Regions from separate parts of the Mus musculus genome. Here all the other regions are linked to region 1. Evidence: chromatin loops called from intact Hi-C (ENCODE). Cell type or tissue: heart. All regions are shown on one strand. Each heading gives the region's core, and the rest is flanking DNA. Links, peaks and the distances in the headings are about the cores only. Region 1 holds the start of Slc6a4 (solute carrier family 6 (neurotransmitter transporter, serotonin), member 4). Region 2 overlaps Efcab5 (EF-hand calcium binding domain 5). Region 3 overlaps Nsrp1 (nuclear speckle regulatory protein 1).

Evidence for each region. Hi-C counts contacts between places; a loop is a spot of excess contacts. Peaks named below come from ENCODE experiments on the same cell type or tissue, not always from the same donor. Only the 100,000 strongest peaks of a DNase experiment are listed, where the experiment ranks them.
Region 2: a loop joins it to region 1, with 8 times the contacts of the local background. A loop is called at or near these places in 28 of 42 quality-filtered maps.
Region 3: it touches region 1 in a loop (4-fold over the local background); 14 of 42 quality-filtered maps call a loop at or near these places.

What each region holds. Positions count from the first base shown.
Region 1 is chr11:76,991,958-77,002,618 of GRCm38, forward strand. It overlaps Slc6a4 (solute carrier family 6 (neurotransmitter transporter, serotonin), member 4), which reads left to right and starts at 6,640. Exons shown (of 14, transcript NM_010484.2): 1 at 6,640-6,718. RefSeq lists promoters at 4,485-6,690, 6,112-6,690, 6,346-6,690 and cis regulatory regions at 4,596-4,617, 4,695-5,634, 6,112-6,562, 6,112-6,345, 6,539-6,546. In heart, for the core only: a CTCF peak has its summit at 5,515; a DNase peak (open chromatin) is centred at 5,514; H3K4me3 peaks cover 2,317 bases; H3K27ac peaks cover 375 bases; H3K27me3 peaks cover 4,931 bases.
Region 2 is chr11:77,087,749-77,098,409 of GRCm38, forward strand. Efcab5 (EF-hand calcium binding domain 5) reads right to left here. Exons shown (of 18, transcript NM_176965.3): 18 at 2,167-2,743. The coding sequence ends at 2,550. Among named protein-coding and RNA genes, the nearest start is that of Nsrp1, 15 kb to the left of the region's middle. In heart, for the core only: CTCF peaks have their summits at 5,706 (motif pointing left) and 5,909; DNase peaks (open chromatin) are centred at 5,703 and 9,443; H3K4me3 peaks cover 423 bases; H3K27ac peaks cover 403 bases.
Region 3 is chr11:77,066,152-77,076,812 of GRCm38, forward strand. It overlaps Nsrp1 (nuclear speckle regulatory protein 1), which reads right to left. Exons shown (of 7, transcript NM_001012309.2): 2 at 10,503-10,593. Among named protein-coding and RNA genes, the nearest start is that of Mir423, 6.7 kb to the right of the region's middle. In heart, for the core only: a CTCF peak has its summit at 4,779; no DNase peak of the experiment used is centred there.

The DNA of each region.
Region 1 (10,661 bases), core at 1,628-9,627:
TTCTGCCAGCCCGCTGTACCATCTTCCTAATGCTCTCCCTCTGGGTCCTTGTATGACTGGCTTCTCAGCCTTCAGGTCATAGATACTGTCAAAGGCCATCAGGTCACCCCATCTAGGGAGCCAGTTTCCCTCCTATCCCTCATCCCTTGGACACCTGTCAGTCTGTCCTGTTACTTATTTTCATGACAGCACTTTAGGCCTTGTGAATGTATTTATATGTTTTTATTGTCTGGCTTCCCCCAAAGTCAGTATCCCTGCCAGCTTCCCAAGGGCATGAACATTCTCTCCCCTTGCCCCCACCCCAACCCCAGGCACCCCAGCCCCAGTGTATTCTCCATGCCAAGAAAATACCAGAGGCTGGGTGACTGAATGCCCTACAACCTGATGGCAGTAATCAGTTAAAAGCTTATGCAGAGATCTGAAGCCTGCTTCCCTGTAAGCTGGTGGGGACAAGTTGAACAGGAGAGCAAAGGCCCTGTGACTCCATATTCATTCTTAGGTGCCTGGGACGGCATACGTAGGAGAAGAGGCAGAGAGATGAGCAATGGCCTGGCCTGCTCAGCTTTCTTCTGGCTTGAACCTTTCTATTTCTAGTTAGCCCAAGCCCAAAGGAATAGCAGAAGGAAGATAAGACAGACAAGCTGCCTGGTGATTCAGCTTAGAGGTGGCACAAGCCTGGAGAAGCCACTGACATTCTCTGAACCTCGGTTTCCACATTACCCATATTAAAAAGTTATCTTAAATTTCATTAAGTATGAAAGCTCTGCTTGAACATGAGAAACACTCATATACTTTTAATAATTCAGCATTTAACCTATATGATAGGAAGAGGGCAGAACATTATGCATGTATTTAGAAGATACACAACAAAAGGCAGCTTTTATTAAACCCTTTCTCCCAAGCTTCTCCAGCAGCCTGGTGTGGCAGGAAGGCTCCCCGGGGAGTTAAGAGAACTCCCTGATCCCCAGCTAAGTCTGTCACTGAGGTAGGAAATAAGCTGTTAAATAGAAAGGTGACTATATGTGAGGCTTCCATGCAGCACCGTGAGGGCTGTGACAGCCTGAAGCTACAGAGGAACTGTATACCCACTTTTGACCACAGAGACCGCAGACCTCAGGGAGGAGGGTAGCCAGCTCACCAAGAAAGGCCTGTGGGGAACTCCCCAGATGCAAAAGTCTTGTTGTCACTGAAGTGGGGGCAGGGAGAGAAGAGCCCAAGAGAGTTCACCCAGGATAGGGAAAGGGAAGGGAGACAGAGACACGGGGAAATGGCTTCTGCTCACATCTGCAGCCCTGAACCCAGAGGGGAGCACTGTCTTCCCACAGCATCCTCTCTGTCACACACAAAGACACTGCTGCTGAGGAGTCACCTCCCACATGGAAGGCCATTGTCTATGGTGTCAAGGGGATCCAGTAGTTTTCCAGGGCTTGACAGCTTTGCAAGACGCTCAGGTTCTTCGAATGCCTTTCTCGTCTCGTTTTTATTGATTTATGTATTATTTAAAATAAAGAATGCTGGTTTGAGGGGCAGGGCCATGGTACACTGGTAGAAGGCTTGCTTAGCAGATCTAAAACCTGCTTTTCTGGGGGGAAAATTATAAAAGCATTACTGCAAATTCTTTTTAAAAAAATACTTATTTTTATTTCATGTGTATGAGTGTATTGCCTGCATGTATGTGTATGTACCACACATATGTCTGGTGTCTACGGAGGCCAGGAGGGAGGACATTGGATCCCCTTGAACTGAAGTTACTGATAGTTGTGAGCTGCCATGTGGATGCTGGGCACCCCCTCTGAAGCAGCAAGTGCTTTTAGCCACTGAGCCATCTCTCCAGCCCCTGCTGCAGATTCTCAATAGTCTGAAATGTGCACAGTGGGCTAGAGAGACGGCTCTGTAGTGAAGAGCACTAAAGCTCTTCTGCGTGTGTGGGTCCCCAGCATCCACATCGGGTAGCTCACTCACATCCACCTGCAATTCCAACTCTAAGGAGTCTGATATACTCCTCTGGCCACATACTCATTCACCTAGACACATGTAAATCTGCATATATAATATAATATAATATAATATAATATAATACAATATAATATGAATTTCTTTATATATACACATATATAAATCTTTTAGAAGGAGAAGATGAAGAAGATGAAGAAGAAGAAGAAGAAGAAGAAGAAGAAGAAGAAGAAGAAGAAGAAGAAGAAGAAGAAGAAGAAGAAGAAGAAGAAGAAGAAGAGGAGGAGGAGAAGAAGAAGAAAAGAAGGAGAAGGAGAAGAAGAAAAAGAAGAAGAAGAGGAAGAAGAGGAAGAGGAAGAAGAGGAAGAAGGGGAAGAAGAAGAAGAAGAGGAAGAGGAAGAAGAGGAAGAGGAAGAAGAAGAAGAAGAGGAGGAGGAGGAAGAGGAGGAGGAGGAGAAAGAGAAGGAGAAGAAGAAGTAGTAGTAGTAGTAGTAGTAGTAGTAGTAGTAGTAGTAGTAGTAAACCGGGCGTGGTGGCGCACGCCTTTAATCCCAGCACTCAGGAAGCAGAGGCAGGTGGATCTCTGAGTTCAGCCTGGTCTACAGAATGAGTTCTAGGTCAACCAGGGCTACACAGAAAAACCCTGTCTCAAAAATCCAAAATGAACAAAAAAGATATACCATGAATAGTGAGTTCTTCCCACCTCCAGTGTTCTTTCTTACCAAGGCTTCGCTCTGTTCTGACTCTTCCATATCTCTACATAAGTTTAGCTCTGAGTGCATATGCACCCATCCCCCCACTTGTCAGTAAATCTTGGGGTACTTCCACGTCAGAGTGCTTTAAGTGGAGTAGGAAATCAGTGACCACCAGGATATGACCCTAAGGTTGCTTACAGATAGGGGAGGGGATCTAGTAGGCCGGGTATAAAAACAAAGAACCTTGGCCCAGAGATGAAGAGATGGGGAGATGCAGAGATGGAGAGATGGGGAGATGCAGAGATGGAGAGATGGCTCAGTCAGCAAAGTGCTTGCTGAACAAGCGTGAGGATCCAGAGTTCAATCCCCAGAGTATTTAAACGAATGAAGAGAGAGAGACAGACACAGACAGAGAGAAAGAGAGAGAGAGAGAGAGAGAGAGAGAGAGAGAGAGAGAGAGAGAAGCCTCGTGAAGACACATATGCTTCTAATTCCAGTGCTAGGAAGAAGTACCAGTTAGCCAAATAGTCGAGAGATTCTGTCTCAAAAACCTCTTTAGAGCAACTGAGAAAGACACCAAGATCAACCTCTGGCCTCCAATTCACCCCCACACACAATGTCTCCGTTCCCCCCCACCAACACATACAAAAAGCAAACCAAAAAAAAAAAAAAAAAAAAAAAAAACCACACCAAACAAACAAGCAAACTGGTTCAAAGCCTGATGCTTGTATAATTCCAGCACTAGGAAGGCTACCTCAGTCTGGCAGTAAGTTTTCAAAGTCAAGACCAGCCTGGACTACACAAGCAGATGTTCCTTGAAAACCTGAAGGTCGCATCCCCCTGACTCCTATCTATAAACGCCCTTGCTAGTTTCCACATCAACGGCTCACACCCTCCCTCCTTTTAGAAAAGCCCAAGCAGTCATTAAGCATGCACAGCAAGTGCCGCTCACATCACTAAAGCGACAAGTATTTTATTTCAACATTTCCAAGTTGCTCATGAGGCCCGGTGGTAGAAGCACATTGTTCAGGTGCCAGGCAGATGCTCTGTAGAGGTCTAGCATTATCACCGTTGGCCCTCCTGTGAGGGCGTGGTGCAGCCTCATGGGCTGCAGGGGAAGGACCACTCCCTTGGGTAAGCTCTGAGAGGAGTTAAGATGATGGGCACGCCAGTGAGAGGGCAGACTGCTGAGGCACCGGCAAAGGAGGCCGGGGGTGGGGGTGGGGTCCAGGGAGGTGTGGTACTTGGATGGGGCTGCTTCTCAAAGGTAGGGCTCACGAGAAGTGGCTGAGAAGAAACCAGAAAAAAGTGACCAAGACAAAGTCCACCTACACGTTTCCTGTCATTTCCAGAGCTGTGCCCAGTCCTCCTTCATCTCTCTCCTACACCCTAACGTGGTCAGCCCACTAACATCAACTGAGCCTTCTCTGGCACCCCTTCTTTCCGCTCTATCTTGATTAGCTAGGTCAGCCTCAGGTGGTTGCTGGGGAGATTCCAGGCCTACTGTGGTGGACATCCGAAACAAGAGATTCCCTGAGAGGGAGGGGTGTGGTAGCCATTTCCTGGGCCTAAGAAGAAGCCCACAAGGAAGGGAGAGCTTCCTCTTCTGTCACGGTGTAAACAGAACACAGGCAGACAGACAGATGGCACCGAGAGCTTCCGGAGGGAGCTGCTGGCATTCACAAGGCTTTGTCCTGGCCGTCGTTGGGTTTTGGGAATCCAGCTAGTCTTCGTGGTGATGGTGGTGGCGGCATGTGTGTGTGCATTTAATGTGTGTCTGTTGCCGTGGAGGCTGGCCGCGTGTGGCAGCTGGGCTTCCGTGTCTCTGGGATGGAGCTAGCGAGTGAAGAATGCCTGGCAAACCTCCCCTCCATCCAAGTCTCCTCAGCCCTTCTGCCGGCTCTGTAGCAGCGTTCCCTAGCCCAGTGCAACGCCTTTGTGGGTGTCTGTCTTGCATTTCCTCCCTGTGTCCCTACCAAGTGTCAGAAACGGGAAGGAAGGCAGGATGTGTGGGAAGGCAGGGCGGCATTGCCAAACAGCTCTGCAGGCAGAGGGACCAGGTCTGCTGAAGGGACTGTGGGACAGACTGGGCTAAGTTGCTCCTCCAGAATTGCCTCCAGGGCAAGAGGAAAAAAAAATAGTTGGAGGGAGGCTAAGTATGCACTCTGGCCAGGGGGCTGTGGGGAATGAGGTGTGGGCATGGTTTGGGCAGCTGTTAACAGTCCTCAGCAGGGAATAAGAGATGAGACCACCTGAGGCTAGTCTCAGCTGAAGTGAAGCATCTGCCGAGAGCCTCTCCACACCCACACACACCAGTCTGACCGGACCAGTGCTATCATTCTCCAAGACAAGGCCTAGGACACTGTGGTTAAGAGTCTCGTCCAACCCACAAGCAGAGGGTTTGAGCCTCTATCTATCTCATCCTGTTCAGAGAAATGTCACCAATACTCAGCGCTCACAATGTGGCAGTACTACTAAGTAAGGGGAGGCAACCGGGCAGGAGGAGCAAGGCCCTGGGAAGGTCGGCAGTGAGCCGGTAAGACTGAATCCGCATGGGGACGGTCAGATTGGAGACGGGAGTCTTAGCTGATGCTCAAGTCCGCCCTGCTCCTCTGTCTGCCTGGACCCCTCCTCAGAACAAACTTGTTCTTGGGCAGCCTTGTGTCTGCACAGGAGTTACAGGCACGGAAGGGAGACAGCAGACACGTGTGTTCATTGAAAGGGAGGGGCCCAGTGAGGACCCTGGGACCCTGGGGTTCTCCGGGTCATGGAATGGCCAGGCCTGCCTAAGGTCAGCTCCCCCAGCCAGTCCGCTCCCCCACATCGCTAGGGCCGCTCCTTGCATTCCCGGCCCTGGAGCCTAGGTGGCACCAAAGCCTCGTACTGGTGATCCCTGCGGCCGGGAACCGCCCACACCTGCGGACAGTGAACCAACCAGCCCTTCCTGGTGCCAGCGCAGCCCAGCTGCGGCTTCTGATGTCTGGGCTCGAGCCCCTCTGGAACAAAGGGGCGCCGGGGCTTTCTCGCAGACACCGAACTCGCCATTACTACCTCTTTTCTAGCTCTCCCTCACTCGCTTGGCCGGATGAGAAGAGACAGGCTGGCCGGCCCGGGTCCTGACTTCTCTGCCTCAGACACAGTCCAAAATAAGTAACATATCTGCTCTTTAAAAAAAAAAAAAAAAAAGCTCCCGTAATTTTGGTGAAAAAAAGAATGTGATAACATTAAATTCATTTTTAAGCTGTGTGTGTGTGTGCGTGTGCGTGTGCGTGTGTGTGTGTGTGTGTGAACAAAACAATCTATATAGACTTGAAAACAGTGCTCCTGTCGAAATACTGAGCGGCTTGAAAGGCTGGTAGTTTGTCCAGTGCCCAACCCCACAGGCACAGGCGGGTCCGCGGACCAACACCGATGTTCTCTGCAAAATTTTCCTCCTGTGGCTAAGTAGCACTCTCAGATCCTCCCGGGGGTGCTTATTGTAGGCTGCTATCGGGATGGGGAGGTTCCCGACTAAGCTCGCATTCCACCTAGAGAACCCAGACAAAGTCAGGAGTCCTTGGAAAGACGGTCCGCAATCGGCTGTGGTCAAGAAAGAATGCTCTTAGGGAGTGACACGGAGCAGGACCTTAACGTAATTTAGGGCAGATTTGGTAAGGGCAGAAGTGAACCTCGTTTTGTACAGCATCCTCCAGCCACACTAGTCCAAAAGCAGAAGAGTCAGATCCTTCGCCCTGCCCTGCCCTGCCCGGCCCTGCGCCCTGGCTGCTGTATGTGCAGGAATGAGTGGGGGGCTCTGCCGCCCTCCCACCGGACAGGGAGCGTGGACCCCGCCCCTCCCCCCCCCCCCTCCAGCTGCGGTAGCAGAGAAACAAAGTTCTTCGGTCTCAAAGTGACGCAAAAATTCTTGCGGAGCTCTTTGGCGGCGGCTATCTAGAGATCAGACCATGTGAGGGGCCGCAAGTACAAATAGCGCGGCGGGCGGCGCCACTCCAGCGGCCGCGCCGGTGCCTCGAGGGCGCGAGGGTCGAGCCGCCTCCGCAGCCCGGGACCCGCCGCCGCGCCTCCCGCAGGTGGGTCGCTTTCCCTTTCTTCTTATTCTTTTTTTCTCTCTTTTTTTTCTTTTCTTTTTTGTCTCTAACCCACGCTTCTTTCTAGAAGCCCTCGGTCCCCGCGCTTGACTGCCTGGATTTCGGGTGCCTTTGTCTGCACCGCGCAGGGTCCTTTCGAGGGACCCGATGGAAACCCTGGAGACCCAGAGCTGGCCCAGCGCAGCCTCGCTTTTTGGCAAAAGTTGCTGTAGTTTCCAGCCGTGATTCCGTGCTTGGGCTTTACTTTTGAGACAAGGGCTGGTAGGTGGCTTTATGCAAAGACGCTGGCAGACACAAATGCCCAAATAACCAGAGAAACCTTTGAGAGACACTTAAGAGGGTCAAGCCTCTCTCTGTGCGCTCGAATGGTCTCACTGCGGAGCGCGAGCCGACTCAGACAGCTCACAGGCCATTCAGAATTTATGGAAGTACCAGTGGGCTGTGCTATACTAAAGTGTGTAACCAACAGTTGCTGGAGGCGGGGGTGTTTCTAAAAGGCTGGTTGGTGGCCCGAGATTTTTTTTTTTTCGCGTTTGTGTGTGTGTTGCATATTGAATTATTCTTTTTAGTTAAGAGTGCTCAAGAATTTGAAGGGTGTGTATGTATTTTTATGATCATTTTTTTTTGTCCAGAAAAAATGAACCAGGTCAATGGATTATTTATGGACCTGCTAGCTCTCATCGTAGTAAGGGGAGAAATCAAATATTTAATGTGTTTTCAGTTACATGGGAAACATGTCTGAGAAAACAACAACACTGGGGTTTGTTTAAAAGTAATAGAGAGCCAAGACAGCGTTGGAGGCTGTTGGATGGACATGGAGGGGGAAACAGCTCTGACTATGGCCCTTCACTTTTTCGTGGAGCTGTGGATAGCTTCCTTCTCCCACCCTGGTCCCCAGCGAGAGGTACTGCTCCAGAAAAGGCTGATGGGCGGGTTCTTCTGCAGTGCAGGCAATATCTTACTTGTTTTGGGCAGCTGTGAGGCTTGAATCCAGGGTCTTTTGTACCCGGAGCAGACATCGTACCACTAAGCTACATGAAAAGTAGGGACCTAGCCTGGCAGTTAATCTCTGAAATCTCCTGGGTTGGAGCCTTGTAGAGACTTTGCATGGTAAGAAGAGAGAAAGAAAGACTGACTCTGCCCTGTGTGCTAAGGCATACTTGTACTGTTCAGGCGTTCAAGGTTGTCTTCAGCTTCTTAGCTAAGTCAAGGCTAGCTTACACAAGACCCATTTCCAAAGCAAAACAAAGCCGACCACCCCCAAGCAGCTTGTTCATTTGGGTATGGAGCTTTCCTTACTAAGCCTGAACAAGAGCAAGCTGAAACTCCTCCTCAGTAAACCTGGGATTCATGACACTCGGTTGGCCACATTTCAGAGTGGGAATTCCCAGCCTGGGCACTCAAGACTCAAGTCTGTTTCAGTTTCCAGTTAAAGAAAAAAAAAACCATATTATATATTTCTATATGGATGATATGTAACAAATATATATCCCCAGGGTGAAAAGGGGGATATATTAATATCTTAATGGAATCCACGATGTTTTGGGAAATTTTAGAATCCTATGAGCATTTTGATGGAACTTGGATTGGGGAGCAGTGTGTGTGTGGGGTGCATGTGGAAGAATTTCCCTGATGGGTGGTGACTGTGGAGTTTAGGGACATGGGTTGGGCTCTGTGGCAGGCTTACAAAATACTCTGGGTGCCCACACCCAAGAGAAACACGGGTAGTTCTGGAAATAAAGCCAGTTCACAGCCATCTCTAGGTTGTACTTGCTGAGTAGCACCGTTTGGACACACAAGGCAGTCGGAGGAAGCTGAGTTTTACTTTGGATTACTGCTTTGACAGACTTAATTCTTAAAATGCCAATGGCCAGGTGGGTTATTGTGCAGTCATTTCATGCTGGGAAGGCAAATAGGGCGTTAGCTGTTTTCAGTAACACTGGAGGTCCTCTGGGGCTCATGAACCAAGGCTTTGAGTAAGAGGAAATAGAGGGACCTTGGAAACAATGTTCAAGCTCTTGTGGCTAAGGTTCTAACAGCCCTCTTTGAAATAAAACAAAACACAAAATATAATCATGGTGCAAAATACCTACGGGCCAGGACCACTGCTCTAAGATGGAGTCCTCCTGGGATCCTCTTGTATTTCGGCCAAGGGCAGAGGCTCTGCACACTCAGACTCCTCTATGTTCTGTGCCTAAACCATGCCCCGCTAGTGGGTGGAGTTCTGGACTTCCTGAGTGAGCCCTGCTAGCTGAGCATACACTTACTGATTTCTCTGCTAATCTCCAGGTTGGCCCCTCCCTCTGAGGTTTTTGTGTCTGGCCAATGAGGCACCGGTAGGAAACCCACATTTGACAAAACACCTGCTTATTCCTACCTGAGTACAGCTAAAGCTTGTCTTCCAGGGGTCAGTTCCAAGAAAAATGCTTCCTTAGACAAAACAGCGTTCTAAAAAAAAAAAAAAAAAAAAAAATCTTCCTAGGAGAGTCCCAGGTAGAAAATGGATCAAATTACTTTTTAAAAAGAAACCTAACATCCCTGATTCCCTGATGGTCCCAGAGCACAGAGGGGCAGCTGATCGCTGGGGCGGGCATGAGACTCACCATGGGCCAACACAGCCACCTTACTTCCAGGATGACCTCTTGGCAGTGACTTTGGTCCATATTCAGAAAGTGCCAATCTGTGAGTAACAGCTCTGCCTGGCTGGCTCCTCAAGACTGGTGTGTGTGAGTGAGTGTTTTCCTCTCCAGATTGGGAAGTTAGATACTTGTTTACAGACCGTTAACGACACAAACCAGCAAGTGCTTTTTTCCCCATTCTAACAGGGACAAAGTCAGTAGGCTTTGCTGGGGTGCTGCTGGGTGGCATCTGAATGCCTTGTTCTCATTGCCCTCTTTGCTTGGCTTCCTATAGAAGCTGGCAGCAGCTCCCAAGCTCCCACCCAACCCGGCTGGACTTAAGGGACATACTAGGTATGAGGTCATAAGTTGCTAAACTCCACAACTGGACAAATTCTGTGACTGTGCAAAGCCAGAGCAGCACCCTGGGCATGTGATTTGTGGAGGATAGGTCTCAGTTCCCCAGGCATGGAGGAAGGGGTCCTGGAGTCCCAAGGCCTGATTTTTTTCATGACATCATTTACAGTAATGAGGACAGAAGTGAGGGGGGCTGCATGGGTCAGGGGATAGCCTCAGGTTGCTTTGGGGCTGGCTCAGGAACAGCTGGGTGCTCTGAGAGACCCTGGAGCCCAGGCCAGCTGCTAGGAGGATCGAGTCTGGGACTATCCTCTCACGATTTTGTGTGGCCTTCTGGGACGTGTTCAAGGGGGAAAAGCCAAAACAGTTTGTTTCCTTTGTCTCTGACTTGTGGAATAAAACGAGTAAACTGCATTATTCACCTAAATACTTCCCACCCCACCCCCAACCATCCCCCTGTAAGGAAGGGGCCTAAAATGAGGGAGTGGAGAGGCCAGAATGACCATAGAGGAAAAGCCACCCATGCCATAGTTCTCAGGACCTAGCCAGGCTTAGACCTTGTCCCCTAGCTAAATGTCTCAATGATCATATTCCTTGTTTCTGAGGAGCAGAGCTGAACTGAGGAGGAGGAGGAGGAGGAGGAGGAAAGATCTGAGGGAGGGTGAGCCGTGCTGAGCGGTCCCTGTCCCCAACCCTGGGTGAGGGGCTGGAATTAAGTTTTCTTCTCCCAGATCTCAAATGAAAGTCAGGGTTGGTGACTCACATCTGCAATCCCAGGACTAGGGAAGCAGAGGAGGGAGGATTGGGAGTTTAAGGCTGGCCAGGGTTCCGTAATAAGACCTTATCTTCAACCAAGCCCCAAAAGGTCAAAAATCAGTCACTTCTGCAAGTATGTGCCTCCCTCACCTGGTGAAGGGTTTGCTTGCTCTAATCAGGCATAGAAACAGCTA
Region 2 (10,661 bases), core at 1,514-9,513, 96 kb after region 1:
CATATCCCATATCTTTCTCTGGGGGAGATGTAAACGCCTATCCTTCTTCCTAAAGTCCCAATTATAAAGAGGTACCATTCCACCAAGGTTCACCTAGGAAACTAATGAGTTTATGCGGCTTCTTTACATAGCACTGTCAAGGAGTTATGAGTAGGAACATAGGTGTAGTGGTTATTCCTGGTTGTCAACTTGACTATATTTGGAATGACTCCAGAATTGGAAGGCTTCCCAGTGACCCTTATCTGGAGGCTGGGAGATAGAAGTTTCTGATCTGGATCTTGGTATGGAGATCTTGAGGCATAGTGGCTATGGATTCCAGAAGATTAAATCTTCGAGTTCAAGGTCATCTGGGATTAAAGGTGTGGTGGAACACACCTTTAATCTGGGCTACACCTTCTGCTGGAGACCATATAAGGACATTGGAAGAAGGGAGTCTCACTCTCGCTCCTTCGCCTGCTTGCCGTGTGGGACTGAACAACAGCTAGATCCTTGGATTTCCATTCACAGCTACTACTGAACCATTGTTGGGAACTGGGCTGCAGACTGTAAGTCATCAATAAATTTCTTTAGTATATAGAGACTATCCGTAAGTTCTGTGACTCTAAAGAACCCTGACTAATACAATAGGGGACCTTAAAAGTAGCCACACAGAAGGTCTGCACCCAGCATGGACTCTTCCATGGTTGCACTGCTGGAGTCTCCTCCCCTAGGCCATCCCTGCTTGCATTATTTACTCCAGCCCCCACCCCATGTCAGAATTGCAAACAACTGACTGGCAGGGGTGGCTAGATACTCAGGTGGGAGCCCCATCCTCCACATCTCCTACGGGGGAGCATCAATGAGCTCAGCTGTGAGGAGCTTTTACAAGCAAAGATAGCTAATCTGAGAAAGTGGTGGCCCCAAAGTTACTATGAAGAACATTGAGCTTTGGGTCCTCCTGCTTTCAATTCCCAAGTGCTGGGATTGGAGTTGTATGCCACCGCATCTGATTTTATGTTGTGCTGGGGGTCAATCCCAGGGCTTTGTGCTTGCTCATCAACAACACTACCCACTGGGCTGCATCCCCAGGGCCAGATGCAACTCAGCAGTTGAGAACACTGGCTGCTCATCCAGAGGAAAAGAGGTCAATTCCTAGCACTTGAATGGCTCGTGCACATTTGGCTGTGACTGGCTCTCTCAGCTACTCCATTGTACAGGGTGCACAAACACATACTCAGGCAAAACTCTCATACACGTAAAATAAAGATAACTCAAATATTACAAAGAAAAAGTGATGAAAATATAAGGTATCTGTTATCACTAAGCCAGAGTGAATTTAATTCCCATAACCACAATATAAACAGCCTCTCTGGCCCGCCTCTCCCCAGCTGCCTGCACCATCGTCTGTTTTTACAAGTTTGTTCTGAACCCACCCAGATATATGGCTATCAGTTTAATATCTTCAGGAACACTGTTGCTAGAAATGTTGCTGCAAATGCCTGAAAATGCTTCCCTCCAAATACGAAGTGGCCAAGAGTGGAAACGCTGGTCATGAGTTCATCTGAGACAAGACAGCTGCTAATGACACTGGTGTCTTATCAGGAAAGGGTACAGGCTGCCAATCTCCACTTATAAGACACTCAGGACACATCACAGTCTGTCACCTAATAAAGAAAGTAAAGTTTAATTTCCCAATTTTATTAAAAATGGGGTAAGATATTTTCTTACAAAGATGAAATCTTACAACACAGCAGTAAAGTTTGCTGTAATAACAAGCTCTGAGCAAATATCCATTCTTTTGTAGTTACAAACTTGAGAAGTTTTTGTTAATAAAAATTGCTGTTTTCTTTATTCTGTGAGCCATGGACAAACATTTCCTGTTCATTGAAATGATATTTATGGCAGGGTACATAATTATTCTCACAGCCCTCAAGGTGCTGAGGCAGGAATATCAGGAGTTCAAAGCCAGCCTGGGCTACATAGCCAGTTCCAGGCTAGTCTCAGAAATATATGGAGATACTGTTTCAACCAACCAACCAACCAACCAACCAGAAATATAAAAGTGACTTTTAAATTGTTAAGGAAAGAAGAGATGAAGAAGAGATGGAGAAGTAGTGTTTGGATAATCTATGAAAAAATTCTAAAAAAAAAAAAAAAAACCCAAACCAAAAACCAGTTACAAGTCCACTTCTTAAACTCTTTATTGTTTGGTACTCTTTTGATGTAAAAGCTGCCATTTCTCACTGTCCAGACCCCCAGTACTCTTTATTATGCTATTTAAATTAATGGAAAGCAACTTCCCAAACAGCTATACTAGTCTGTCATACAGGAAGCTCAAACTGAAATACATTCTATTACGTATTCCGCTGGTGCTTCTGGTTATGGTCATCATCAATGCATGCTCTTTAGATAAAATTTTTCCCTTAGGTAGGTAGCACTTTTGGCTTTAGAGAGTACTGGGGTGAGTATCTGGGAGCAGAATATATCTATGGGGTACTCTTTCCAGTTGAAAATATTTCATGGTTAACAGCATTGGACACAATCAACATGTCCCGACACAGTACCAGTCCTTAAAGTTTCTCTCGGATTGATCTTTCTGAGGATATTGCATAAATAGAGGTGGCACTCTTCTTGGGCAATGGCGGGATAATGGAAACATCTTGTCGCATGTTTAGCTCTATGAGAGTCAGACAGATGTTTATCCAGTGATACAGGAGTTCAATGACAATGTTCCTGAAATTCCAGACTTCAGTCCGAGAATGAGCTGCATGAAGAAAAGGAAAAGGTAGTCTAGATAATACTGTACTTTAATTATGAAGAAACACATTTAAATATGACTAAAACTCATTAGCTATGTTGTGAATCAAAATTACAGCAGTATCTTGTTTACATATTTAAATTTAAAAGGTAGATAGAATTTGATATTCTCATGTAATGGGATCATACATCATAATACTGAAAAAAAATATACACACACATATACACATAGAATATGTAGAATCTTGTATATATTTGGGTATAACCCTTAAAGGTTTAAAAACCTGTAAGATATATTACTTCATAAAGATACAGTAAAAGGAAGCCAGGTGGTGGTGGCGCACGCCTTTGATCCCAGCACTCAAGAGGCAGGCAGATCTCTGAGTTCAAGGCCAGCCTGGTCTGCAGGGTGAGTTCCAGAATGGCCAGGGCCACACAGAGGAAACCTTATATCAAAAAACAAAAAGACAGGGCTGGACAGATGGCTCATCAGTTAAGAGCATTGACTGCTCTCCAAGAGGTAATGAGTTCGATTCTCAGCAACCACATGGTGGCTCACAACCACCTGTAATGGGATCCAATGTCCTCTTCTGGTGTGTCTGAAGACAGAAACAGTGTACTCATATAATAAATAAGTAAATAAATCTTTTAAAAGAAGACAAACGCCGGGCATGGTGGCGCACACCTTTGATCCCCAGCACTTGGGAGGCAGAGGCAGGTGGATCTCTGAGTTTGAGGCTAGCCTGGTCTACAAAGTGAGTCTCAGGACAGCCAGGGCTACACAAAGAAACCCTGTCTGGAAAAACCCGAAGGGAAAAAAAAAGAAGACAAACAAGAGTTACAGTAAAAGGAATGACTCAGGCATAAAAGTGATAAGCCCCAAATTCATGATCACATTAGGAGAAAAGAGAATGGGATCAGAGGTGTAGAAAATCTTGACTGCTCCTATTATATTTTATATCTTAAAAGCAAAGCAAAACAAAACAAAATATCAGACTCAGATTTGGCATGAAGATACCCCTGTAATCCCAGCTCCTTGGCAGGCTGAAGCAAGAAGTTTGCTAGTTTGATGTTAGTCTAAGCTAGATAACAATTTTGAGCCAGCCTCAGCAACTCAGAGAGACCCTGTTTGGCTGGAGATGTAGCTGAATGGCAGCGTGCCTGCCTTGCACATACAAAACCCTAGGCCACTTTCCAGCATTGTAAAGCAAAGTGAAATGAACCTAACTCAAACAAGGCCTGTTAAGGTTGGTTATAGAATATTATTTTACAATGAATACACAGTACTTATTATTTATACTATGATATTTGAAATATTCTCTAGTTAAAAATTGTTCCCAGATATGTAGTTACTGCCAACTATTGAAAACTGTTAGATGCCATTCCTATAGACTCCCAGGAGCCAATGACTAATGTTTAGATAGACTGGTCCAATAGAAGGAGCACCTTTGAGTTGAATAGGTCTGGGTTCTAATTTTGGCTCAATCTCAACTGACTTTGTGATCTTAAACAGATCATTTACTTGCTCTATTTTTGTAAAATAGGGACAATACTGCAGGGTTATTATGAGAGCAAATGAGACAGTATGCAAGAGGGGCTGTCTCTTTCCTCCCAGCACGGAACGAGTTTTATTCATCACTGTGGCTCCTAGTCTAACTCAGGGTTGATCCAGATAAAGACCTGCTGATTTGAGTTGAACGAACCATTATGTATACACATGAAACTGAGTGAGAGTTTTAAATATCGCTAAGAGAAGCTTAACCATAATCTCAACCATCTACTAGAATTTTAAAACAGAACACTTTTATTATGTTTTATTTACTGATGGGAGTGTAGTGTGTGTGAATATGTGCCATAGCATGTGTGTGCAGATCAGAGAACACACTTGAAGGAGTTCTCTCCCTCCAACATGTGGGCCCAGGGATCAAACTTGGGTTGGAAGGCTTGGCGACATTGAGCCATCACATAGACCCCCAGACATATTTTACTTCCTGTCACCTACCAATACAACAAGCAAGTTTCCCTGAACTGGGCTTGGTTTTAGCCTGGTTTTGAAGGCATCCCTGTGAGCTAAGGTGTAGCATATAACAGGAAAGGCTCATACAATTAAAAAAAAAAAATAGTTACATCTCCTTTTTTATTTGAAGCTGACTTTAAAACATGTCGGTGCAATTTTTCTAACATTCTCTCTTTTTACACACACACACACACACACACACACAGAGGGGCACTGTTTTTTCTCATTCAATTGTAAGTGTTCAATAAATGTTGAATTGAAACAACATTAAATTAAGGAATAATTTAATTTCTTTATTTCAAGTCCTAAAAGTTTTTCCAGATTACAGCTCAATAATATTAGTGACAATTATGAATAAAAACAAGAACAGATGTTAGTCATGAGAACACATTAGAAACATCTGATTCATCTCACTTTATGGATAACTCTAGACCAATAAAAATACCTACTTAAAACACAGAGGGCACGTTTGTCACCATTGATCCCTCTTTGTGCTAATTAGCTTCCTGGAAGTTTTACAAAGAAATATTACAGGTTTCCAAAGATTACTCTAATTATCTTAATGTTCCCGTGTTATACATCTAAATTAAATAAACACAAAGTTCGCCCCAGGACACTCCTAGTACCCGTCCCAACTAATTTTCTGAGATAAAACAGCTCCCCACAGATTGTTCTGTGTGTCCCAAATCCTCAGAGAGTGCTCTGTTCCATCAATGGATGTCGGTGCTCTTGGCTGAACACCCCAGTCACCACCTCTTTGGTGATTGAAGGACATGAGGATGGAGAGAAGGGTCGTTCTCTCTCAAGACCCCTGTTGCCCATTTCCTGTTTTATTGTTACCAGGGACAAAAGCTCCGAACTGCCCGGGAAGTAGTTTCTGTTTCCCCTTTCCTTTGCAGAGAAGGATGTATTTACAGGGGCTTCTAAAGAGCCCTCCGCTACCATCTCGGGAACATTACTGTTGGCTGCTACTGCCCTCTTGCGGTAGACAGGTGACTGACCGTCCCGCCCCCCGCCGCCCCCCCCACCACCCCCCCAGCAATTCTCAAGAGTCTGTCTACTTTTCTTCTTTCTTCCAAGATTCTATGAAGTTATGACCATTTTGACTTGCCTTAGCAATGCTTACAGCAGTTTTTAGGTACATTTAAGCTATAAGGATTTCAGAGTAAGCCACCGAATAACCTTCAGGGGTGTATTCAGTAAGCTTTTAATAGGGTATTTTTAGGTCCCACTTTAATCAAACTTTGAATAACACAGGGAATTCATTATGCTGGAAATATCGGACTATAAAAAGCATGTTTTTAAATTAAACCTCAATTTGTAGATCTCTGCTTTGACACTGGATTAATTAAGCTAAATCCTCCGGGAAGTATAGACAATTAATAAAAACAGGCAGAGCAAAAAGACTGAAGTATTTAACTTCAAGTTCAAAAGCCAAAGTGCTTCCTTCCAGCCAACTAACCAAGGTCAGCAGTGTCTCTTGAAAGCTTTCCTCTCCCATCCGCCGTGTTAGCTTTAACTCTCTACTTCAAATGCTAGACACCCCTAAGTCATTTTAAAACGCAGTTAGCATTACTGCTGGACACAGTAAGCTGAAGGTCAGCCCAGGAGCGCACATCTGGAAGGAGATATGCGTGTAAGTTCCAGCTAGGTTTTTACATAGGCAAGGGAACTCTGTGTTGATAGCTGGGGTCTTAATGTGTCCCTGCTGATATGAATGTCACCCCAAAGGCACCGTCAGGCCCCTCCCAGGCCTATCAGGAAAGGATCCGTGTTGAACAAGGCCGACAGCTTGTGTTTTGAGTTACTCCAGCTGAGTGGAAGCTTGTTCCAGGATGAATCCCGAGTTCTTGCAGCACACAGCCCCGCCACTCCCACTGTGAGCACGATTGCTGTACAACAGCACACACTCTGGACTTCTCATAACGCAGCCATAAATCAAATGTGTGAGTTTACATAGTTCATGGCTTGGTGAAGCCACCTCCAGACTTTTGGTGGCTGTCAAACCTGCTGCTATGCTCCCTCGGTGCTAAGACATTCCAAGAACTGTCTGCACTCCTCTTCCCCCTTTGCAAATCACCGATTGGCCAACAAATCTCCACCTAGAGCTTTCTCCAAAATTCCCATTTCTTTTTCTAGCGACTTACTCAGTTCTCTGCTTGGATATTCAATATGCACTTCTACCTCAGCTTGCCAAAGTGTGAACTCTTTTTTACAAAAGATTTATGTATTTATGTATGTATGTATGTATGTATGTATGTATGTATTTAATGTATATGAGTACACTGTAGCTGTCTTCAGACACACCAGAAGAGGGCATCAGATTCCTTTACAGATGGTTGTGAGCCACCATGTAGTTGCTGGGATTTGAACTCAGGACCTCTGGAAGAGCAGTCAGTGCCTTAACCACTGAGCCATCTCTCCAGCCCCAAAGTGTGAACTCTTTAAAAAGTATTTATATTTATTTATTTGTGTGTGCATGCATGTGTGTGTGTGTGTGTGTGTGTGTGTGTGTGCATGCCTGTGTGTGTGTGTGCTGTGCTGTGCACATGCCTGTGTGTGTGCATGTGAGTGCCCACAGAGGTCAGAAGGTGGCATTGGATGCTTTGGAACAGGAGTTACAGGTGGCCGTGAGCCACCATGTGGGTGCTGGGAACAGAACTCCAGTCCTCTGCAAGAGCAGCTGAGCCCCCGAATGTGAACTCTTCATCTTCCCCCACCAGAACCCCCACCCTACAGCGTCCTCCAGTTTTACTAATGGCCTCTCCATTTCTCCAAACCATGGCGTCAACCTTGGCTCTTGTTTTATTCACATTTTGCACCCAAGCTGTGGAGTTACGTCTCAACAAAATCTGTACTAACATGCGCTACGACTGGACCGTGTTTCACCATTTCTGTTGGCACCACTCCCACCTTCCATTCCTGCAGCAGCCGGCAGCCCCGCTGACTGGTCGCTGACTATCCCCCCCCCCCGCCCCTCCCCCACCACAAAGCCTTTCTAACAGAGGTCTTATTTTCTCCTCCCCCACTCCTGTCCCTCTTTTCTTCTTTTAACCCTGGCTATCCTGAAACTCACTCTGTAGACCAGGCTGGCCTGGAACTCACAGTGATTGCTTCCCAAGTGCTGGAATTAAAAGTCAGCATTACCCTGCCCAGTTCCTTATATTTCCTGATTTTATTTTTTAGGTGGAGTCTTGCCATGTAACTCGGGTTGACTTTTGAACTCATACTCCTTCTTCTGCCTTAGTCTTCAAGCGCTAGGAGTGGGAGCCACTATCCTGGCCATCAGAGTGACTCTTTGAAAGCATACGCCATGTCACGAAATTCTCCAGCTTATCCTTTTTCTCACAGTCTGTTTGGACAGTGTGAAACTCTGACTGATTCGGCCCACTGCCCCACCCATCACCTTCTATGTGCCTCTAGTTCTCTTGCTCTGCTCCTGACACAGTGTCCTCCCTGTTTCACCACACCGTGTATTCCTGCTTTAGAAGGTCTTTGCTTTGGTTCCTTGCCCTGCTTGAAGTACTCGCCACAGACGGATCCATATAGCTGAGTTCCTTGCTTAAATCTTACCGTATGACAAGGTCTCTCTTAACTATCTATTTATATTTGAACTGCTTCACACAAGACCTTAGGTGAGATCCACCACATCACCTAAGAGAAAACAAAACTCCATCCCACACTCCTTCCCTGTCTCCCACCAACGCCACCCAATCACCTTACCCTGCTTACTTATTTTATCACGAATTTATAAAACAGTTTTATTATTTTTTAATGTACATCTGGTATTTGGTCTACACATATGCCTACGTGAGGGAGTCAGATCCACTCGAACTTGAGTCAGACAGTGGTGAGCTGCCATGTGGGTGCTGGGAATTGAACCCAGGTCCTCTGGAAGAGACCAGTCAGCACTCTTGGACTTTGAGCTGTCTCTCCAGCTCCTTAGCATTATTATTTTTTGTTATCAAGGTATATATTTGTTATGTTTACTGCCCTGTGTGAGTGTGTTTATGTGAGATGTATGTATGTGTGATTGTGTGTGTGTCTGTGTGAGCATAGTGCTCTGCCACCGGCTCCATCCCAGCCCTGCCTTGTTTATTCTCTGCTTTCCTCTGTTTTTGTCTTAGATAGGCTCTCACTCTCCTGATAGCATGCAAGAGCCACCTTGGAGTTGTGAGCTTCTTGAGAGCAGGGACTTTAATCAGCTTTATTCTCTGTTGGTCCCCAAAGTCCTAAGACAGAGCCTGGCACAGAGCCAACATTCCTTTAAAGTGGCTGAGTGAAGGATGAAGGAATAAAGTTTGGGGAGCAGGCAGAGACGAAGGGCGGCAATGCTAACAGGAGAAGAGAGGATAAGCCAGCAATGGAGGAGGCTTACACTTGCCTAGCCCAGCAGCCTCACTGGATTCAGAGAGGTGTCCAGATGCATTTAGGAAAGAGTGAGAGACCTAGTAATGCCCCTGCCCCTGCAGCGCTGGGTGATTTCCTCTCATTTCATCTCAGGGTAACATCTTGGGAGTGGGGACTAAGAGTGCAGTTCCCCAGTGAACATGGCAGGACCCTTGGGAGATGTTCTAAATATGGAGGCCCGCAGACTCCCCCTCAGGCCCTAGGAGTTGGGAAGAGAGGCTGTTTCCTGTCCAGACAGTAAGGGAAGAATCCAGTCCCACCAGAAGCCAACGGTCCAAGATAAAGAACTTAGAGAAGCGTGCACACAGGAAGTCACTTCACTCTTCAAACCAGCAAATCATCACGTGGAGATGCAGGGATTCAAACACCAAAGGAGAAAGAGAGGGAGGAGAACACTGCAAGACTGCAATCATCAGTGCCCTGGGAGACCCGAGGTGAAATGTGAACAGAGGTGCAGGGGCTCTCGCTCACACCGCCCCAATCCACAGCTTAGCAGGTAAGAACTTAAAAAACAGAGAAATAAATAAATAAATAAATAAATAGGAAAAGTAAAAGCAGCACAAAGGAGGGCAGGGGATGGGAGAGAAACCAGGACGCTTGTTTACCTATTTGCAGACATGGGGAATCAAGCCTAGGGCTTTGTGCACGCCAGCTCTACGACTTAAGCTGTACTCTACCCACTAAAAATAGCACTTTGAAGATTGAGTCTAGGAGACCCAATGTCTGAATAAAGTGTTAGAAAGAAGGAACAGAAGGAAGGGAGAGGAGGGTCACCATCAGCCTCCAGGTCACCTGTGCTGGATACATGAACTACCCTCCAGCTGGCTGAGCAGAGAAGAGGTTTGTGAAGAAAAAGATGCCCCCTTCCAAGCAGACGTAGCATCAAGTCAAGGCAGGCACAGCGCTCAGTCAGTGGAATCGGGTTAGAGAGTGAGCGGACATTTGCCCACTCAGGTGTGTGTGTGGGTGGGGGGGGGGGCTTTGTGCAGCGCACAACTTGCACAGCTGTAATAGCACCCTTGATGCTATGTATGTAGGTATCCAGGAGGTGAGGACCTAGATTTCACAACTGAAGAGACCCAGCAAGAACCCAGACCAATGGGTGGAAACAGCCACACCAAGGCTTCTCACCACAAAATCTCACAGCTCTGGGGATAAAGGAGAAGCAAAACACAAGTAACATGTGCAAACTCAGAAAACAAGGAAGGCTTCCCACATCTCAATAGCAGCCTTGCAAGTCAAAAGGCCATAGAGACACAAAAGTTACACAGAAGAGCTGCCATTGATCTAACCACTTCACCCCTAAGGTCTGAGCCCAAGAGAACAGAATACTCATCTTCTTAAACAAAACAAAAGAAAACAAAACAAAACAAAATCACCACCATCCAACAAAACAACTGTAAACAAAACAGTCCTGGTAACACAATCCCAACAGTAAAAAAAACGAAGATCCCAGGGGCCCATGATCCAATACGTGGATAAGTGAGCTATAGCATAT
Region 3 (10,661 bases), core at 1,178-9,177, 74 kb after region 1:
CATCCCCATGGTAGCTTAAAACTCTCAATAACTCTAATTCCAGGGGATCAGTTGCCCTCTTCTGGCCTCTTCATCAGGGAATTAGGCATGCAAACAGTGCATATACATATATGCACATAAAACACAATAATTTTTTAAATTAACAAAAGATGTATTTTGTGTTACATTTTACAATTTAAAAACAGTTGCACATATATACCAAGACCAAGTGGGGTATATGTTAGCAATAAAAAGAGTGGTCTCACTTTAGGGAAAAATCTATCAGTATAATCCACAGCAATAACAAATACTGGAAAAAAGAAAAAAAATTAATCTAATGCCCAATACAATTTTTATTGTAGGTTTTACAATGATAAAACCAAGAGGCAAGCACTCCTCCACCATCAAAACTTAGGGAAAAATGTCCCTAAGAACACTTGTTTAAAACTCAAAAAGAAAGCCAAAAATCTCAGAAATAGAAAGCAAGAGCAAAAGAACTAGTGAAGAACAGTGGGGGAAATTATGGGAAAGCAAGAATGAGTTATTTTCACAAGGTTAATGTTAATTTATTGTGACAGCTAGAATAAACAACATGCTAACCATAGCCTGGCATGTTGGCTTACAGCCAGCTCCCCAAGAGGACAAGAGAACAGGGTCGGAGGATCAAGTCCAGGAGTTTGAGACCAGCCTGGGTGATAAATGGAAAACCTGAGAATTTATCTCAAAACAAACAAGCAAAAATGCACACTAAAAGGGACAGTTCTGAAAGTCCCAAAGAAAGTCAAACATGGAGGCAGAGTTGTAATTCTAGTATTTGGAAGGCTGAAGCAGGATGATCACAAGTTCAATGTTAGCCAACATACAAGATGAGACCCTGTCAGAAAATAAAAACAAAGTTCCTATACACTCCAAGGGATCTTGAAGGCCATGTACGCATACAACTAAGGCAAGAGCCCAGAGGATTCTAAGCATTTTGGAACTGCTTTTGAAGCTATACAAGAGTAAAAGCTATAGCAGAACTGTAAACTACAGGCCTGATATAACATGAATTAATCCACTGTCACAAGAATGGGACACTTAACTAGTTCCAATGTTTTGGTAGGATAAATCAGTGGCTGTCATCTAAGTTAACAGACTTCAGCAGCAACACAAAGGTCATAAACATTGCAGAACTGGTTCAGAAAAGTTACTACACAAACAGTTAAGAGACACAGCTCAGTGATGCGTGGCTCTGGGTCAAGTCACCAGCAACACACACACAAATGTTAATAATAATTACACATTTTACAAACCATGGAACTAGAGAGAAAGTAGTCACAAGCACTGTCACAATTCTATGTGATCCAGCCAGTTCCAGAGGGATACTACACCCTCACACAGACATTCATGCAGGGACAATATCAATGCATATGAAATAAAAATTAGTAAATTTTAAAAAGCAAACGAATTCTGAGATTTTGTGTTGCTACATTATATGACGTTAATCTCCAGCTTTAGACAAAAAACATATGTACAATACATGCAACGAACAAGACTATGTCCAAAAAACGGAAATGATTTCTAAAGAACTAATGAAAGTATAAGCAAAGTGTCTCATTAAACAGACACCATAGAGATAGAAATAAAGGAGAGAGAAAGGAAGGAAGGAAATGAGACAGATGGAGAGAGAATAAATCCTGAATTGAAATATACAAACTCTACTGTCACTTTATTTCAGAAGGGAAAAAAGGAATTTTAAAAAATTTGCCCAACATGAATCAATTTGACCAAAGGGACATAAATACAAACAAGATTTACAAAGTAATTTTATTTATCTAGAAAGCATAAGATCAATATCACACTCTTCCTGGGGAAAGGAGTTCCTTGCCCATCCACCTTCAGTATCTGCATGCTCAGCTACTTCTCCCAGCTAGGAGTCTTTTGTCATCTTGCCTGGTTTTGTTTTGTTTAAAATCTCATTCTTTTTTTTTTTTTGGTTTCTCGAGACAGAGTTTCTCTGTATAGCCCTGGCTGTCCTGGAACTCACTTTGTAGACCAGGCTGGCCTTGAACTCAGAAATCCTCCTGCCTCTGCCTCCCGAGTGCTGGGATCAAAGGCATGTGCCACCACGCCCGGCTTTTAAATCTCATTCTTTTCTCTCTTTTTGCTTTGCTTTCTTCTCACTGGCAGACAACAGGGATGGTTTTTAGCATAGCTGCAGAACTGCTTTAAACACTTCACTGTGTACGCTGCTGCTTAAGTACATTCAGTCTCATAGGACTTGGTTTAGTAGCATATGAGAAGAGTTAACATTATTAGTTGTCATTAAAATAATCCAAACTTCTTGGCATTTAAAAAAAAACTGTCATTTATTTGATCTACACAAGACACATGCAGAGTAGTAGGATATTATCTGATTATAACTGATGAAAGCCAAAGTTACAACATTGATTCAACTCCATTATAATAATCTGCTAGATCAAAATTTTTACACTGTCTTATTATTAACCAGCCAAACAGGCTTCAAAATGAATTAGTTTTTCATCAGAAATCAGAAATGCAGGTGTTTGATAATTTAAGAATTTTAGAAATTTAGCTTTTGTCGCCTGACTGATTGCACAGCTCTGCAAGTATTCTACCACCAAGCCTCACCCCAGTCTTCTATCAATTCACTATTCTACTCCTTTTTACTCTTGGTAGGTACAACATTTCATACAGGCCAGGCTGATCTCTAACTGCTAGGTAGCCAGGACTGGCTTTGAACTTCTGATCCTTCTACCTCCACTTTCTCTAAGTGCTGCAATTATAGGCTCGTGCCACCATTCTTGGCCACATTTCTTAATTCTAGTATAATCATCTTTAATCTGCCTTAGATTTTTCAGAATTGGTTCTTATCATCTATGCCTCTCTTAGCTCACACTGGGCTTTAGTGTTTCTCTTATCAGTATTTATTCAGTGCCTGACTCCTGGATGAAAATGCTGAGCATACACAGTGGTACACTACGGCTTCTGAGTGACGGTATGAATACATAATACACGTGCATATATGTCTCTAAGATGATGAACTTTAGCTTTCTAGTTTAACATTACTTCAGAGTTTTGTTTTGGTCCTAAAACAACAATTTTCAGCTGTATACACTACATTATGCTGTAATACTGGATTTCACATGTACATTTTTTCTTAGAAATCAGCATTTTAATTGGTAAGGGTGAAAGAAGGCTTTATTGAGTTCAGTAACATCATGGATAAACATCTAAAAGGAAGTTTCATGTTTAATCTGTCTTCGGTTTACAAAACATATGGCTTTGTTCTATTAGTCACGAATTGTTATGACACATGACATATTTTGTTATCATGGGTACTTCTGAAAATAACTATACAGGCTTGGCATGGTAACACTGCTTGTGGTACTCAGGAGGCCGACACAGGAGGATCACATTCAAAGTCTGCCTTGGGTAGATAATGAGATCCTATCTCAAAAACAGAAGAGAATGGGCAGGAAGAGGGGAAAGAAAAAAGGGGAGGGAGAGAGACACAGAGAAACATGACGACCAGAAGAGTCAGAAAGCTATTGGCCAGATTCAGCTCGCCTGTTTATGTAAATAAAATTGTATTAGTAGACTGAAGATATGGCTCAGTGGTTAAATATAGCCTGCTCTGCAATCATGAGGACCAGAGCTCAAATCTCAACATTCACATAACAAACTGGGCATCTCTACAACTCCATAAGCCTAGCTCTTAGGGATGTGTATACGGATGGCTGGGTCTTGCTGACTCCTAGTCCAGATGAGAAAGACCAAGCCCCAGATTCTGTTTTTGAAACAGAGACCCTGTCTCCAAAGAAATGGATGGATAGTGACAGAAGAGGGCATCAGACACCCTATTCTGGCCTCCACCTACATGGAGGTGTGTGCACTGAGAAAAATCAAATACCATTTCATGAAGTAACACTTGCTCTCAATTCTGAAAGGTGGCTGTAGTATGGAGATGTAGAGATGGCTGCAGAAACTTATATTCTAAAGAAAAACATAGCTGTAAGAACTAATGCCATGACAGTGTGCTTGGCAGGAAGGAAGAGTTAGGTGAAGATGCTAACAGTCATTTGAAGGTCAAAGCATTAAACATAATTAGACTGGAGAACTAAGCAGTAGTACTATGATTAGAACCATGCTTTAGAAGATCAGACTGGCTGACACTGGTATTTAAGATGAATCCAAAGAGAAAGCAATAAGGAAACAATTTAAAAAGCTATTAAAATAATCCAAAAGATGAGCATAAAGGGGTAGTGACAGGATTGGAGAGAAGATACATTGGGAAGATTGCAATTAACACAATGTAATGATGAGGAACCACTCAGACAACTAGATGGAGCATTCTCACTTAGGGTTAGAACCTTTCACTGCCTCTACTATCTTCTCTCCTCTGAACAAACCAGTAAATAATCCTAATTAGTTCTGATAGTTTAAAAAAGCCATGTAAATACAAGTACTAGATTACCATTCTTCTATGCAAAGTTAATCATGGGGCTGCAGGATGACTTAGTAGATAAAGTGCTTGTAGTACTAAGGACAGATTTCAAATCCTGGAATCCTTTAAAGATGGATGCATCTTTAACGCCAGTGCTCCCATGGCAAGGTGGGAGGCAGAAACAGAATTCCTTAGAGCTAGAGAACCAGCTAGCGTGGTATATGTATATGAAAAACAAAGAACTTGCCTCAAATAAAGGGACAAACAAGGACCCACAGCTCATTTGTCCTCTGATCTCCACAGAACTGGGCCCTTCATCACAACAGGACTCATGTGCTAGTGCCCCCTCTGCTGGACCACGGGAGATAATAAAGTATGATCTAAAATTTGAGATCTTTAATTGTTTCTGATGAGCTGTCAAGTAAACAAAACAAAGCTAAAGAGCAAGAGGTTTGCTTTGCAGCAGCTTTTCTCCTGCTGTAGCTAATGCTATTCCAGGGAGGGAATCCGTAAAGTCTGCTTCTACATATTCTTTAAAGCACTCCTCATTTTACAGCTGTTTAAAGTGGTTATGAAAAAAAGAAGTTTTGACATTATTTAGACTTCACAAATATTTAAGTAATCTATTTAAGAAATGTTCATTCTTAGCTGGAATAAACCAGACAAATGCTTTTCATGCAAGTAGACCATGGGGTAGGGGTGGGGGGCAGCTTTACATCCTGTTCATTAAGAATTAACCCGTTATTTCCCTTGCCTTGGCTGGTGGGGAAGGTCCACCAATGTAAGACCAAGGTTAAGAGAAAACTCGAGAGCTATTTCTTCATGTCTTCCTCCCTACCTAAAACTCAATCTCCATACTTGCTTCAAAATCTTCTAGAATCTGGCTAATCCTAGTTCCCACCAGGTAATCCTGGTCCCTAGTTTCCTAAGCCCATCATATGCCTCCATTTCTCATTGCTTGGGTCTTCCTGCTGCTACTCTCTGGTTACCCCACTTCCTACTTGGCTTCTCAAGTCTTCCTCCACTTACATGACCACAGTCCCCATATGGAAGGAAGGGAGGAAGAAAGCTAAAGCAAAATGGTCCATGAACAAACATCTTGTCTGACTCTAGGGTGCCCATTGTTTAGCTCCTACCACCTCCAGTTCACAACAGAGAAGACAAACAATAACACCATTAGTCTCATGTTGCTTTGTTTACAAAGCATACATGCCATGATTGTTTCATGGGAAAAGAAATAACAAGTTACCCAAGCTTTGTATAGGCTCCATGGTAAATATTTTAAAGAATAACTTGTGTATTAAAATAAGCCATAGAAACACTAGATAATCTAATGGGAAACAGTGTAGATAATCTAATGCACACAGTGCAGTGTGCAAGAACTACATAGTCATATACAAAAGAATGAGGTTCCATCACTATTTCAGACCACAAACAAAAATTAACACAAAATTGGCTAAACACTTAAAAGATAAAACTACAGAGCCCTTAGAAGAAAACATAGATGTAAAGTTCTGTGGCATTCAATTAGGCAATGTTTTTCTGAGGTATGGAACCACCACTAGCAAGAGAAAATGCTGTCCTCAAAATTGAAATTTCATCCTTCAATACACATTATCAAGAAAACAAAGACAACCCATAAATTAAAAAAAATGTATTTACACATCATATATCTAAGTAGAAAGTTATAGTAGAATACATAAAGAAGTATTATAACTCATATAAATGACAACCCAGTATTTAAAAAGTAGGTAAATGAAATCACTGGCCATCAGGAAGATGCAAATTAAATCACAATGAGGTGCCACTAGATGCTCTTAAGAAAGGAAGCTGGGTGGGGTGTCACACACCTTTAATCTCAACATTTGGGAGGCCGAAGCAGGTGGATCTCTCTGAGTCTCAAGCCAGTCAGGTCTAAATAGCAAGGTCCAGGACAGCTAAAGCTATACACTGAGACCCTGTCTCAAAACAGCAGCAGTACGGTAAGGTGTTGGAACCTTTACGTTAACACGGTCAGGAAAGCAAAGTAGTGCTGCCACTCTGATAATTCTGCCAATGTTAGTAATATATAATTATCGAAAAAAAATCTGCTAGCAAAACCATTTCTAGGAATATAACCAACATAAGTAAAATTACATGCCCATACAAATATCTATACACATACTGAAGTTCCTAATTATTTATGATAGCCAGAAACTCATATTCACACCAACTAATGACTAAATAAAATGCAGTACAATGAATCATTATTCAATACTAAAGGCTGGGAAGGGGTGGCTCAGTTGGTAAGAGCCCTTGCTGTACAAGCATAAGGGCCTGAGTTTGAATCCCTAGGACCCATAAAGAAGCAGAGCATAACCCCAGCATTGGGGAATGTAGACAGGTGGATCTTGGGCGCTCACTAGCTGGAAAACCTAATCCTAATGGCAAGCTTCCAGTTCAGTGAGAAAACTGTCTCAAGGCAGTAAGGAGAACGACAGAAGAAACATCTGACTTTTTTGTTCGGCCTCTGCATGTGTGTGCACAAGTGCCTAAGTCACAACATTCACACACATGCACACATTCAAATTAAAGTTAATTAAAAAAAAGAAAAACTAGTCATGTGTGAGGTCCCAAGTTCTATCTGCAGAAAAGCAAGGAATAAAAAAAAAAATTAAAAATTAAAGGAAGGGGGCTGGCAAGATGGCTCAGCGGGTAAGAGCACTGACTGCTCTTGCAAAGGTCCAAATCACCACCCGTAATGAGATCTGATACCCTCTTCTGGTGTGTCTGAAGACAGCAATAGTGTACTTATTTATAATAATAAATAAATCTTTAAAAAAATTAAAGGAATGAAAAGGAGCATAAAACACTGATGCAAGCGGAGCGTGGTGGCGCACGCCTTTAATCCTAGCACTTGGGAGGCAGAAGCAAGCAGATTTCTGATTTTGAGGCCAGCCTGGTCTACAAAGTGAGTTCCAGAACAGCCAGGGCTATACAGAGAAACCCTGTCTCAAAAAACAACAACAACAACAACAACAACAACAAAAAACCCAAAAACAACACCCCTCCCCCCCAAAAAAACACTGATGCATTATAACTTTAAGAATACTTATGCTAATTTTCAAGAAACCAGACAAAACACTCTCCCACCCCCTCTGCCCAACTACAAAACTCCATTTATGTGAAATGTCAGAAGACTCCACACAAACAGAAAGGTTGCCACAGTTTGGAGAGCAACTACAATGGATACCATTTTCTTGCTGGGTGATAAAACTACTAAAACTACTTTAAAATTAGCTAGTAATGATTGTACAATTATTTAAAAACTAATGAACCATATAATGTAAAAGGGTGAAACGGGCTGGGGCTACCAAACCTAATGACCCAGACCCACATTCGGGAGGTGGGAACCCTCTCCTACAAGTCGCCCTCTGACTGACTGTCACACAAGCACCATGGCGCATACAATCATACAGACACACACATGCACAAATACATACACTAAATAAATATAATTTTAAAATTAAAACAGACATATATGGCATGTAGACTATATCACAGTACTTTCTTAAAAGGGGAAACTAAGTCAATGAGGTGCTTGCCAGGTAATAGTGCTTGCTACACAGCCTGAAAAAAGTGAGATGTGGTGGTGCATGTCTGTGATCCGGCCTCTTATGACAGATAAGACACAAACACAGGAGAGTGGTCCAGGTCAGCTCCACAGACTACAAGGTGACAGACAACTCTCCATAGTTGTCCTGACCTGCACACATGCACCTGGCATAGAAATGCTCACACACATCAACCTTAAAGGCAAGGCAGACATGAAGAGATGGCCCAGAGGGTTAAGGTAATTGTCACTATATCTGAGTTTGATCCCTAGGGTTGACACAGAAGGAGAATCAACTGCCCCAGTAGTTGTCCCATGAGTGGCACATGTGTGCCATAGCAAGAGTGTGTCCACTCACATATACATACATAAAAATTGCAAAGGAAACTTTAAAAATTCTATGAAAAAGCTGGGTGGTGGTGCACGCCTTTAATCTCAACACTTGGGAGGCAGAGGCAGGTGGATTTCTGAGTTCGAGGCCAGCCTGATCTACAGAATGAGTTGCAGGACAGCCAGGGCTATACAGAGAAACCCTGTCTTGAAAAACCAAAATAAATAAATGAATAAATATTCTATAAATAATTCTAAAACTGCATCTACGTTTCCAATGTATTGAAAAACCCATATGCTATATGTCAATTCTCTTCCCCTACATCCCGAGCTAGGCATAGCTACCTAAACACACTCTTAGAAGGGCTGCCTCAGCAGGTGAAGGTGCTACTGCCATGGCCGACAGCCTGCAACACCCAAACTCTAGGATCCTGCATGATGAGGGAAAGAACTGACTCTCCCGAGTTATCCTCTGACTTCCACGTGTGTGGCAGTATCATGGCATACGTGTGCCCACGTACAAAATAAATAAATATGAAATAAACCCTTAGCATCATCTAGTTCCTTTCCCATCTATCTCTGGACTGCCTGTTTCTACTGAGAGTCTATTTTTTCTCTTTGCTTCCCATTAGCTTGGGAACCAAAGCTTAGATCTTCATCTCCATATAAGATTTCTTAGAAGACCCTTGACTCTTGTTGCCTCCTCCCCAAACTCATTTCTTTGAGACAAGCTCTTATTATACCTATAGCCCAGGTTGGCCTAAAGCTCTTGATTCTTCTCTCCTTTTGTGCTTCGCAATTCCAGAGTTATCTTCTCAAGATAAACATAAAGCTGGGATGGCATCACTAAGTAAACTATAAACATAGTACTCAAAAACCTACTTCCGTATGTAAAGTTGACATTTCATACAAACAGTGCAAGATATTCCACAATCTGGGCTCAACCTGTTACAGCCTCACTGCCACATTTCTTTGCTCTACACATTCTCTTCTCTAAACTTATCACTCCATAAAAATGCCTTCTACTTTATGTTCTTTGTTCTCTCTCATCTGAAATGATCTCCACTTTTTTTTTTTACTCAAATCTAAACCAGCTTTGAAAGCTGTCCAAATGCCTATTCCTGCCTGGGTATTTCTTCAGCAAAATGAGCGGTTTTGTCCTCTCTATTTCACTAACATTTTAAAGGTCTATTATCAAAATAAAGCAAGAAAGAAGAATGGGAAAAAAATGTAGATTTTAGAATTTGATAGACCTGTGCTCAAATCTTATTATTGCATCTATTTGCTTGTGTGTATGTGTGTGTGTGTGTGTGTGTGTGTGTGTGTGTGTGTGTCCACACAGGGGCCACGACATACAAGTGGAAGTCAGAGGACAAACTGAGAGTCAGTTCTCTCCCTCCACCCAGACACTGAGCTCAGGCTGCCAGGCTGGATAGCTGGTGACTTACGGTCGGAACCATCTAATCCGTCTGCTGTGTTTGAGCCGTGGTCTTGCCATTTATTTATGAGCTGCAAGGCCTAGTAATGGGAAAATTCCTTAACCTATTTGAATTCCAACTTCATCAGTAAAATGAAAGTAATAGAGGGTAATTGTGAAGATCAAAGTATAGTAGGCACAGAAAAATCCTCAGTTATTTTTCTTTCCACATTTCAGCCTGCCTCAGTGTTTGCATGCATCTCTGTCGATGAACTCTAAACTGGTTGAAAGCGACATTATGCAGATGGCCTTCAGTTTACAACAGAATTAGATCCTACAAAGCCTAGCCACGTACCCTAAGTAACAAAGACATGTAACACTGCTAGGTACTGAATCACGGGCCTTTAATCCTGCACACAGAGGGCAGATGCAGAAGCAGGCAGAGCCTTATGAGTCCAAAGCCAGTTTGGTCTACACATTAAATTCCAAGCCAGCTAGGTCACTGGTATTTAAGTGACTATAAAGAGTGTACCAAACTATCTAAAAATGACTAAGTTTATGGGGGGGGGGGTCATCTTTGGTCATACAGAAAATAGCAATTGAGTGCTTTTTAAAGGTTGTTTTTTTTTTTGAAGGGTCTGTAAAGATACTCCAGAACCACTGTACTGATAAACAAAGGTGAAGACAAATTCACAAGCAGTTTTTAAAATACATGAGTTAAGCATAGGGCCCCTTACCTCATCGTCATCAGAATCACTCCCAAACACTGACGGTTTCTGTAAAACTCGGTGCAACGGCTGTGTTTTCTTTGGCAAAATAAGCCCATACCTGCGTAATTTTTTTTTGAAATAGAAATCGCACCATTATCTTTAAATAACATAAACATTTAAAGAACA